Regions from separate parts of the Homo sapiens genome. Here region 1 is linked to region 2. Evidence: read pairs that join two places in POLR2A ChIA-PET (ENCODE). Cell type or tissue: MCF 10A. All regions are shown on one strand. Each heading gives the region's core, and the rest is flanking DNA. Links, peaks and the distances in the headings are about the cores only.

Region 1 (5,384 bases), core at 160-5,159, 360 kb before region 2:
GTGTGTTGTACATAATTAGTATTATAAAGGAGAAGTAGTGTGGTATTGTGAGAAAAAAAACCATGGGAATGAGTGTTTGGCTTCGGCTCTGCCAGTTGGTTGGTTTATAACTTTTGGCTGGTCACTTCCAGGGAGCTTCAGTGTTCTTATGGGTAAAATGTGATAAATAATATTTTTCATCTTTATTTTAGAGGGTTATGGTAAGGGTCAATTGAAATAATACACATGAAAATAATTTAAAAACTGTAACAATCTCAGGTTTTAGTTTTTATCTTTTTTTCAAGAGCTATGTTTTTATTAATCATTTTAATTATAAGAGTTTTTCTGGTTTTTGTTTTGAGACAGAGTATTGCTCTTGCTCAGGCTGGAGTGCAGTGGTGGGATCATGGCTCACTGCAACCTCAAACTCCTGACTCAAGCAATTATCCCACCTGAGCCTTCTGAGATGCTGGGATTCTAGGTGTGCATCACCATGCCCGGCTGATTTTTTTTTTTTTTTTTTTTGAGACAGAGTCTCGCTACATTGCCCAGGCTGGAGTGCAGTGGTGCTGTATCGGCTCACTGCAAGCTCCGCCTCCCAGGTTCACGCCATTCTCCTGCCTCAGCCTCCAGAGTAGCTGTGACTACAGGCACTCGCCACCACGCCCGGCTAATTTTTTGTATTTTTAGTAGAGATGGGGTTTCACCGAGTTAGCCAGGATGGTCTCAATCTCCTGACGTTGTGATCCGCCCACTTCGGCCTCCCAAAGTGCTGGGATTACAGGCGTGAGCCACCGCGCCCAACCTCTGGCTGATATTTTTTATTATATTTGTAGAGACGGGGTCTCCCCATGTTGCCCAGGCTGGTCTTGAACTCCTGGGCTCAAGGGATCCTCCCACCTCAGCCTGCCAAAGTTACAGAGATTTACAGGCGTGAATCACCATGCCTGGCCTCACTCTGGTTTTCTTTAGTTTTTTTTTCTACCTGGAAATTAACCTTTATCCTAGTAGTGTCTGTGCTTGTTAATGAGATTAATTCATATGCATTTTACTAATCTTCAATATAATATTAATTTCATTTATCATTATGGTATTTTCTCATGTGCTGTAAACTCACCACTTACTTAAAGGGCATAATTAGGCTTATTGATGTTCATATGTCTTGTCAGAAATTTATTGAATTGGCTGGGCATGGTGGCTCATGCCTGTAATCCCAGCACTTTGGGAGGCTGAGGGGGGTGGATCACTTGAGGTCAGGAATTTGAGACCAGCCTGGCCAACATGGTAAAACCCTGTCTCTCCTAAAAATACAAAAAATTAGACAGGCCTGGTGGCACATGCTTGTAATCCCACCTATTTGGAAGGCTGAGGCAGGAGAATCACTTGAACCCGGGAGGTGGAGGTTGCAGAGAACCGAGATCATGCCATTGCACTCCAGGCGACAAGAGTGAAACTCCCTCTCAAAAAAAAAAAAAAAAAAAAAAAGAAAGAAAGAAATTTATTGAATTTCTGTCCCAACTCAGTTTTTGTATAAACATTTTTAAAATTTTTATTTAATTAATTATTATTATTATTATTATTTAGAAACAGGGTCTTCCTCAGTCACCCAGGCTGGCGTGCAGTGGTGGGATTATAGCTCACTGCAACTTCGAACTCCTGGCTCAAGCAATTATCCAACCTGAGCCTTCTGAGTAGCTGGGACTACAGGCGTGCACCACCATGCCTGGCACATGCCACTGCGCCTGGCTAATTTTTAAAATTTTTTGTAGAGACAGAATCTTGCCTTGTTGACCAGGCTGGTTTAGAACTCCTGGCTTCAGGTAATCCTCCTGCCTCTGCCTCCTTAAGTGCTGGGATTACAGATGTGAGCCACTTTGCTCAGCTTGTATAAACATTTTTGGAAATGTAAATCAACAAGATGGCTTAATGTCATAGAAAAGTATTAACTTTTAAAAAATGATTATAAAAATCGTGGTTCAGTAAAGCCAACTAATTTTTATTGATCATGTACTCAGTGAAACACTGTTGGTTTGGTATTTTCATTTTAGCAAAATTTAAAATAAGTTTTTTCCAGTTAATTCTCATTGTTTGCATATAAGGCATAAAAGCAAAGGATCATTTTTCCTGTGTTGTATTCACTTCCTTTTACGAAGTCTAATTATACAGTCTCTACCAATTTAATTTTGGGATAGCTAAGATAAAAAGCAAATATTAGTTTTAAAATTTTGAGCTAAATGCAATGATTTCTCAGTAGTATTAAAATATGTTTTTCACATTTCATGTGGAGAAACTGTTTTTGCCAGTGCTTAGAATCATTAATTTATTGTGCTATTAGTAATATACTTAATTTCTACCAGCTGCTTTAAATCTTTGTCATAACAGCCCACTTTAAAAAATCAAAACCCACTTAAATTTATTACTTTTGTTAATCTTAAAATTAGACTTTTTAAATCTTGTAAGTTTAATTTGGTAATAACTCTTAAGATTGCTATTTCGTTTTATGGTGTTATAGGATATAAAGACTCCATATAAATTTCAAATTACTTTTACTTTGGCCAAGATTTGTTGGTGATCATTTTCTTCCTTAAGCTTTTGTAAGCAATTTCCTAGGCCATTAGAGATAGTGAATAGAATGTTCCCAGATCCTATAATGCTTAAATTATTTTAACTTAGCTTATTTTTTTTTCTTCCATTCAAATGAATTGTCTTTATCCTTAGTTCAGTCTGTAACAAAAGTCTGGCAACATAGGTTATAGCTATTGCTTTAAATATTTAATAGATCATTAACATATTGTAAAGCTTGGAATGAATTATATCAACTTTTCTTCCTGTGTGATTTAAATAATACATGATTTTGCTTATGATATATAAGCACTGATCCTTCCAAGTTAGTAACACTTTTCAGCAGCTCCTTTAAATAGATTAAATGATATTAGAGACATATACGTAACACAGCTCAGTGTAAGCCATACATTTTTTTTTAAGTGCATCTTTTTCAATTTTCACAAGAAAAAAAGCTCCTTTCAGGGGTTGATTAAACTGTGCGTTAGAAATTTAGTCACATTATTGGCCTCATTTTTTAGCTCTCTAATTAAAAATTTTCGTTGAATACTCAGTCTAAGGACACTTGGATTTGCATGTTTGCCCCTTTCACTGTTTCCTCCCCCATGCCATTGAAGAATTTTGAATGGTGAGGAATTTGTGCCCTTTGGCTCAGGTTGCAGGCCCACTTGATCAAGCCACAGAAGCCAGGGTCAGAACTATTCATTGCTTATCTTTTCCTTGGGCCACTTGTAAAGCCTGCTTTCTGCTCTGGGAAACAAAACAAAACAACAACAACAACAAAAAAAAGCCCCACAAACAACTCTTTATATTGGACATGTATAAAGCCTGCAGTATAAAAATGGGCACAATAGTTGATTCTTTATTGGGACTCTCCATGGGTTAATTTTGTTATCTTTAGAAGTTTTTCATTGCATTGCAGCTTATTTGATGTATATACTTTAAATACATGTTATTTTATATGGTATGGTATCCTGTTGGTAGTGAAAGTGTGGTCATATGATGTTTTTCTCTTAGGTTGAGATTTACCACTTTTGAAATGTAATGATTACTTTTAAGTAAATTGAATTAATTTGAATGAGAGCTATAAAAAGCCCTAAAGTATTTTATTTTGATGTGCTTAATTTCTAGCATTTATGCAGACATTTAAAGCTTCCCTGAATTAATAACAGCACAAGTTTATGAGCTGTTCCAATAATGGTGCAAAGACTACATCTAGACCCAGGTTTAAACAAACACAAAACACTTTGTTCTTATCTTAGCATCCTTTAAAAGTATACAGCTCTGGTTCAGGACCTCAGGACCACCCATCACACTGGACATTGGATACTCCTATTTATTCAAGAGGCTTGTGAAGTATCTGTGTGCCAGTGGGGGATGGTGTGTGTATCTGTATAAGGAATCACAGTTAGGTGATTTTACCTCAGTAAAAGCTTCAATATTGTTTATATACTGAATTTTGTCCCTGAAGAATTTTCTAGTTGTAAAACCTAATTTACACTAAATGCTTGTTAATTTATTTAAGTTCTGGCTGCAGTCTTCGCATTTTTGATGTTTTCAGAAGGCTAAAATGGGCCCCTATTAAGATTAATCTTAATTCAGTATAGTTTTTTGGCTTTCAGGCCCCACCCATTAGCTTTGGATAGCTAATACCAAGCTTTTGTTTCTTCCTGTAGAAAGGAAAGGAAAGAAAACTTTCTCTTTTATTGCTTAAGTCATGTGACTTCCCTTTTAGTTAGTCACAGATGGGATTGCAGTGAATCTCAGAATGAAGCATAAAACTTTGAGAAAATATTTATCGATATGTGTCTTGTTTAATTTCATATGCTTTACCTTACATTACATCCATGCTGTTGTTTTTTAGGAAGCTGAAAAAAATTACTACTAAATAGATTTTTAAAATAATACGGACCTTTTAATCTACCGTGGTAGTTTCTTAGTTACTTATTTTTCTATCAGTTATCTTTTAGCATCATTTGAGGTTTCTAAACTGTAACTTGTTTCTCAGAACTCATAGTGTAGAGAAAGTAGGGGTGGTGGTTGGGAGACATTAGCAAGAAATAATTGCTGGCAGAATAAAAGAAAGAAATACGTTATAGGACTACATGTAAAATACAAGAGGGAATTAATTAGATGTATTTCTTCTTGCTCTTCTGACCCACCTCTTAACAGTTAGCATAGGGTAGCTAGCTGTTTGGAAGAAAATCCTATCCACCTCCTGTGATATTTATATACTTTTTTTAATAAAGTTAAATGAGGATAAGTGTTTGATGCTTATTCCTAATTTGGTGACTTAGTCATGATGCTCTAGTTTATTGTGAACCATTAAATATTTGATCTTTAAAGTTATTTTAATTTGTTCTTAAGCTACTTGTATTCAAATGTTTAAATTCTATTTTAGTGAACAGTATAACTGTGTCCAAATAATAACTAAAATATTTGAAACAATAGTTTCAAAAATAGTACCTTCTCTGCCATTGATTTTTAAAATATGTCATTTATTGGCACATATTTTCGTGCAAATAAGTACTTTTAAAAGACTTTTAAGAATACTGTATAGACCACCCTTGACATAAGTAATTACATTTTAAAATCTAATAGGCATTTTTGTTTAAAATATTTTATTTCAATGAGTATTTATTGTTTACATAAAAAATTCTTCCTTAAATTTTCAGTCTTATAGATCTTAAAAGACAATGATATTTGGTCATATGATCTTCCTATCAGTCCAAGATAACTTTTAAGTTAACTAGATTTATAAATACAATCTTTTGGTCTGCTTTTAGGATGAATAATGAGAGAAACAAAGTCATCTTTTCATTTTTAGTAGTGTTTTGTGGTAA
Region 2 (5,384 bases), core at 99-5,098:
TTAATATATTTTATCGATACTTTCTGTTTATAGATCCATCTAGGTTAGCCCATTGCATATTCACAGCATAATGTGAATCCCTATAATCTAATGATGCTTTGTGTCCCATCTGATTTGGCTCAGAGGATAAGAACAAGGAAGGTGGGGTTTGAAGAAAACATCCTAGACTCATAAACCAGAGTTGGTCAGGTGATCGCTAGGAAATAAATTTCAAAGTTTAAGGGTGAAAAAAGAGAACTGAACTGTGGAAGTCCCTTAAGGCCAGAGAAGGTATCTGGACTTGAGAAGGAGGCAGGGAGATCAGTTGGTATGTTCCCAGTGTAATCTGAAATAAATGTAAGGAGAAGTAGGAGTAGTCAGGAGAAAGACAGACAACTCTAGGAGAACCTACCAAAACAAGAATCAGGGGATCCGAAAAGTCACGTATGTAAAAAGGCGGCAAACTTTGTAACCCATGGAGATTTTGTTTTAACTGATTTTAGGTTGGGTTTTAACATTATTCAAAGAAAAAAACAAAAACAAGTCTCAAAAAGTTTTGCCTTTCCCTGATATCCGTGAAAGGTTTTTCTATGATTTCTCACCCCTGACTCCCAGAGCCATGCATATGGGACTGCTCTACTGGATTATTACAACACGCAGGTCTGGAGCTCACCCTAGGCAACTCTCCAAGGTTCCACAAGTACAGAGTTCACCGGTTCAACCACTAAGTGGTTTGAACCACAGAGAATAAGTGCACTGTGCTCTAAGCTGCTATGGCTGCCTGTTTTTTTCCAAATGTGACTCAAGGTGCCAAAGTAAGTCATAAATGGCTTGGGCTCAAGATGTGTTTTCACCATGTACCTCCAAGGAAAACAAAGTCAGCTGGTGTGCACCTGCCAGAGTTATCAAATGTCTGCAGCAGGAAGCTGGAGCTGCAGTTATTTGTGACCCTGGGGCTTTACATATAATTGAGTACCTCTGCTCTTTACTGTAGTAGTGAACAGCTAGCCTTCAGACACCAGTGCAAGACTACTTGTGAGCCTATGTGTATATACCCACACTGACAATCCATGCTTTCATGAGATCTAATCTAATTATCTGATGGCTGTTTTTGCATTTGGTCTCACAAGATCTGAATCCGGAAGCCCCATTCTCTGGTTTTAGAAATCAAATTGCATTCGGCAGAGAAAAGAGAAAAATGGAGGCAAAACTAGTAAAAGGAGACAGACAAAGCTTGGTCAGAAAATTAAAGCTTGGTCAGAAAATGCCTGGCAGTACAGAACGAGGAACACACTTCTCTTTTCAAATTTCACAGCCACAGTCACGGGTAATATTTCATTGTTTGGCACAGAACCCAGCATTTTACACTTGGACAATAAGCCCTTTCTTCCCCAGGTAATGATGAGCTTGTTCCTGACATAAATGGTCACATGCGGTCACTGAAGGAGGTTTACAGGCCTTTGGGGACTCCAGCTTTTTTTAAGAGCAGGTGAGTCACCCTCACTGCCCTCCTCATTGCCCTTTATCCATTTAAACTATTTAAGATACGAAATTTTCCAAAGTAAAACTTCTGTACCCAGTGTAAATTTGAGGAAATTAACTGTGGGCCCTGCAGCAGTGGGCTAAGAATGGCTATCTAGAAGAAATGATTTTCCTCATCTGTCCACTGGCTGCTGCTGTACTCCAGGTTCTAGGGGGAAGAGGGAATGGGGGGAGGTGCAGGACACCCTGAAGTCGAATTCTCGAACGGTCACTTCCTGGCTTCTGGCCCTTGCATGGTTTCCACATTCTTGTGGGTGCTTTTCCTAGCTTCTCTTGATCCGCTGCAAGGTGCTTGGGAAAGTAAAGCCTGGCTAGGTTTTCAAGGTATACTATCAGACCTATTTACAGAACATCATTCTTTTGGTTTTAATAACCCTGACAGCAACCTACCACCACTATAAGATTCCTTATGGATTGCCTGCTCTGTGACTCAGAGGCTCAAAATAACAGTGATGAGACATCACTGTCAACTGGCCAAATCCCAAGAGGAGGACAGGGCCACTTGAGCACCTGCCTTGCTCTCCCCTAAGACTGCTTTTTTTGTCTAATGACCAAACGACTGCAGCAAAACTGAGTGGGACAAAAAGCACTTTGGAGGAGTTCAACATATGTGCATAAGGAAAGTGCAGACTTTTTTCAGCCAGATTGCTTTTAGGACAGGGTCTGCCTGGTCAACTGCAAACTGCTAACTGAGCCAGACTCCTGGGACAAATCAGTGTGTGTATGGCCATGACGCTACAAAAACAGTGCAGATGGACAGAATGGAGGAAAAAAACAAAACAAAGCAAAATGAATGTGACCAATTTTTTTTTTAAGTTAAAAAGAGAGCTATGTTTACTTTGGGGAAAATTAACCCGTACCATGAAATGTAAAACCACAACTTAACAAGTGTTTCCCTTTCCTACTAGAACCAAATAACACCCATGTTTTCATGATGTAAGACTATACTTTTAGAATTACATTTTATTTCAGTTTAACAACAGCAGAATTGATTCTCAGCTTATTCCAGAAAACATTTTTTGTCAGATGTAGCTAAAGATTTTACATTTTGTATCTGCACTGTGTTCTCATGCATATAGACCAAAGACTGAATCAAATGTTGTATTCATTGGTACTAATTTTTTTTTTTTTTGAGATGGAGTCTCACTCTGTTGACAGGCTGGAGTGCAGTGGCGCGATCTCGGCTCACTGCAACCTCCACCTCCCGGGTTCAAGTGATTCTCCTGCCTCAGCCTCCTGAGCAGCTGGGACTATAGGCACGCGCCACCATGCCCAGCTAATTTTTGTATTTTCAGTAGAGACGGGTTTCACCATTTGCCCAGGATGGTCTCAATCTCTTGACCTTGTGACCCGCCTCGGCCTCCCAAAGTGCTGGGATTACAGGAGTGAGACACTGTGCCTGGCCCATTGGTACTAATTTTTAATCAATCTAGAACGTTAGCTGTTCCTGCCTCCAGAGGAACAGAGACTTGGAATATAAGATTAATGAGAGTGCCATTTTAGGCGTTTACATTTCCCTTTGTTCTGGGCATCTGTTCTACCGTTTTATTCCCATTAAGTAATTTTGGCTATAATACAGCATATGTGATTTTCAATAACATAGCATTATACTTCCATTTCCCCAAAGAAACCCAAACACCAGTCGGATTTTTAAAGTGAACAGCAACAGTGAAAAAACACTTACCTGGAGATAAAAAGGAAGTAAACTGATAGAAGATTTCAGTGTCCTTCTTCTGACCGCTGTACCCTACAATGCTGCCGACATCGAGCGGGAAGGTCTTAAGGAGAGCACCAGTAGTCAGGTCATGGAGCTGCAGAATGTTCTTGACGTCATGGAGGTAGCATAAGACCAAGAAGTTGGACCTGACACAAGCTATCCATTCTGAAAGGATAAGAAGAGAAAAAACCTAATGCAATTTAAAAAATTAATGAAAACACATTTAATTGAGCAACAGTTCCAGAGCTACACATAGGGCTATGCAGCAATGAGACTTGCAAAGTCACTTTTACATTTTTTTTTTTTTTTGAGACAGGGTCTTGCTGTGTCGCCCAGGCTTGAGTACAGTAGTGCAATCTCAGCTCACTGCAACCTCTACCTCCCAGGTTCAAGGGATTTTCCTGCCTCAGCCTCCCAAGTGGCTGGGATTACAGGTGTGTGCCACCATGCCTGGCTAATTTTTATATTTTTAGTACAGACGGGGTTTCACTATGTAGGCCAAACTGGTCTTGAACTCCTGGCCTCAAGAGATCTGCCCACCTCGGCCTCCCAAAACTGTTAAGATTACAGGCGTGAGCCACCACGCCCAGCCTTATAATTGGTTTTAATCATTTATCTAGTTCTCAACATATTCCTTTAATAAATGACTGTTTTATTTCCCAAGGAAATAAAATACTCTTGGGCCAGGGGCTTTTGATGACCTAGATAATGTGTGGAATAGTAACCCTGCCTTCCTATTTTGTGCCTATTATCATGCTATAGGAGCTATAAGGAGGAAAACAATAAAAGCCAAATCACGGTTCATGTCTGACAGGATTGTTTATTAGATAAAAATGTAATAAGCCCTTGTTATCCACCAGATTCCCTGCAAAGTGCTAGAGAGACAAGTAGTAAGATGAGGTCGATTCTGCTCGTGAGACAAAATCATATAAAAATGCAAGTAATAAACCATAAACAAGGATAAGTGACTGGTGGGTTGAGGATCCAAAACAAATGACAGCCCTAAAGCAAGGGCTGAATTGAGTCTCAAGTGCAGGAGTGTGGAGATGGAGGGGAAATGGGTGCTAGCAAGAAAAGCACAGCATCCTACTGGATGAGGTGCAGGAAGATAGGCCACTCCTGGCATGAAGGCCACAGCCAGGAATGAGGAGAGGGGAAAGGAATAGAAAGGACAGAAGGAAGACTGGTAAAGAGAACAAACGAGAGATCCGTTTTCAAGAGGAAGTGTTGTTCAGTTTGGGGCAGATGGAGATGCTGGTGGTGGCCTGATAGGCCATCCAGTGAGCCAGGTAGAGAGCAGTTTAGTTACCTGTGACTGTGGAGCCACTGTCTGAACACAAGGGCAACATAAAGATGGCATTAATAAAGGATGCACGTGTCTAACAGCTGAATGCAGAACAATGGAAGTCTACGGAGGGGAGAAGAGTAAGAGCACTATTGCAACAAGCCGGGGAGAACACCACATCAAGCGGGAGATAAAGTCTGGGCAGGAAAGAAAACAAATGAAAGGTATTTCCCAAGAAGAATAGCCAGGGCTTGATGCCTGCAGGGATATGGAGAGTAAGGTAGAGAAATGAGTTCTTAACTCCCAGGGCTGCAACTTTCAGTGACAGCGTTCAGTGACAGAGCTGGGAGAGCAGGAGTGAGAGGTGATGAGGAAAGGAGAAAACGAAGGGCAAGCACAGAGGTCTGCCTGAGGTAGGGCCAGGTCACCCAGAGGGAGAGACACCGCAGCAAGTGGAAGTGAGGACAGGGCTGTAGGGGACAGGTCACATGTGCTGAACAGACAAGCCTTTCTTGGGTTTCATGTGGAAGGGGGGGGTTCTTGACACTGCTTATTTTTATAACCCAAGAAACTAGCAGTTCATGTTTTTAGGATGCTAGAATTTACCCACATGAAAAGATGTTGGAAAGAGGGAACTCTGAGGATCACCAGGGGCCTTGATCTTGGGCTGCTGAGATTAGTATGGCAAACTTTGTTTTCTCAAGTGAGGACATAAAGAAGAACTCATACAGCCAAAAGTAATTTGCTCATTCTCCAATGCACTTTCTTAAAAAACCTCAATCAGGCAACATATTTCATGTGGCTTAATGTTTTAAAGAGACCAAAGTATGGGGGAAAAATGAAGTAAATTATAGCTGTCAA

The links. ChIA-PET counts read pairs that join two places held together with the same protein. Peaks named below come from ENCODE experiments on the same cell type or tissue, not always from the same donor. Only the 100,000 strongest peaks of a DNase experiment are listed, where the experiment ranks them.
Region 1: POLR2A ChIA-PET joins it to region 2 with 5 read pairs; 2 of 35 experiments call an interaction of 5 or more read pairs at or near these places.

The regions. Positions count from the first base shown.
Region 1 is chr6:104,966,136-104,971,519 of GRCh38, forward strand. All of the region lies in intron 2 of LIN28B (lin-28 RNA binding posttranscriptional regulator B), which reads left to right. Among named protein-coding and RNA genes, the nearest start is that of LIN28B, 12 kb to the left of the region's middle. In MCF 10A, for the core only: no CTCF peak of the experiment used is centred there; no DNase peak of the experiment used is centred there.
Region 2 is chr6:105,325,624-105,331,007 of GRCh38, forward strand. It overlaps PREP (prolyl endopeptidase), which reads right to left. Exons shown (of 15, transcript NM_002726.5): 9 at 3,206-3,403. Among named protein-coding and RNA genes, the nearest start is that of PREP-AS1, 49 kb to the left of the region's middle. In MCF 10A, for the core only: no CTCF peak of the experiment used is centred there; a DNase peak (open chromatin) is centred at 1,978.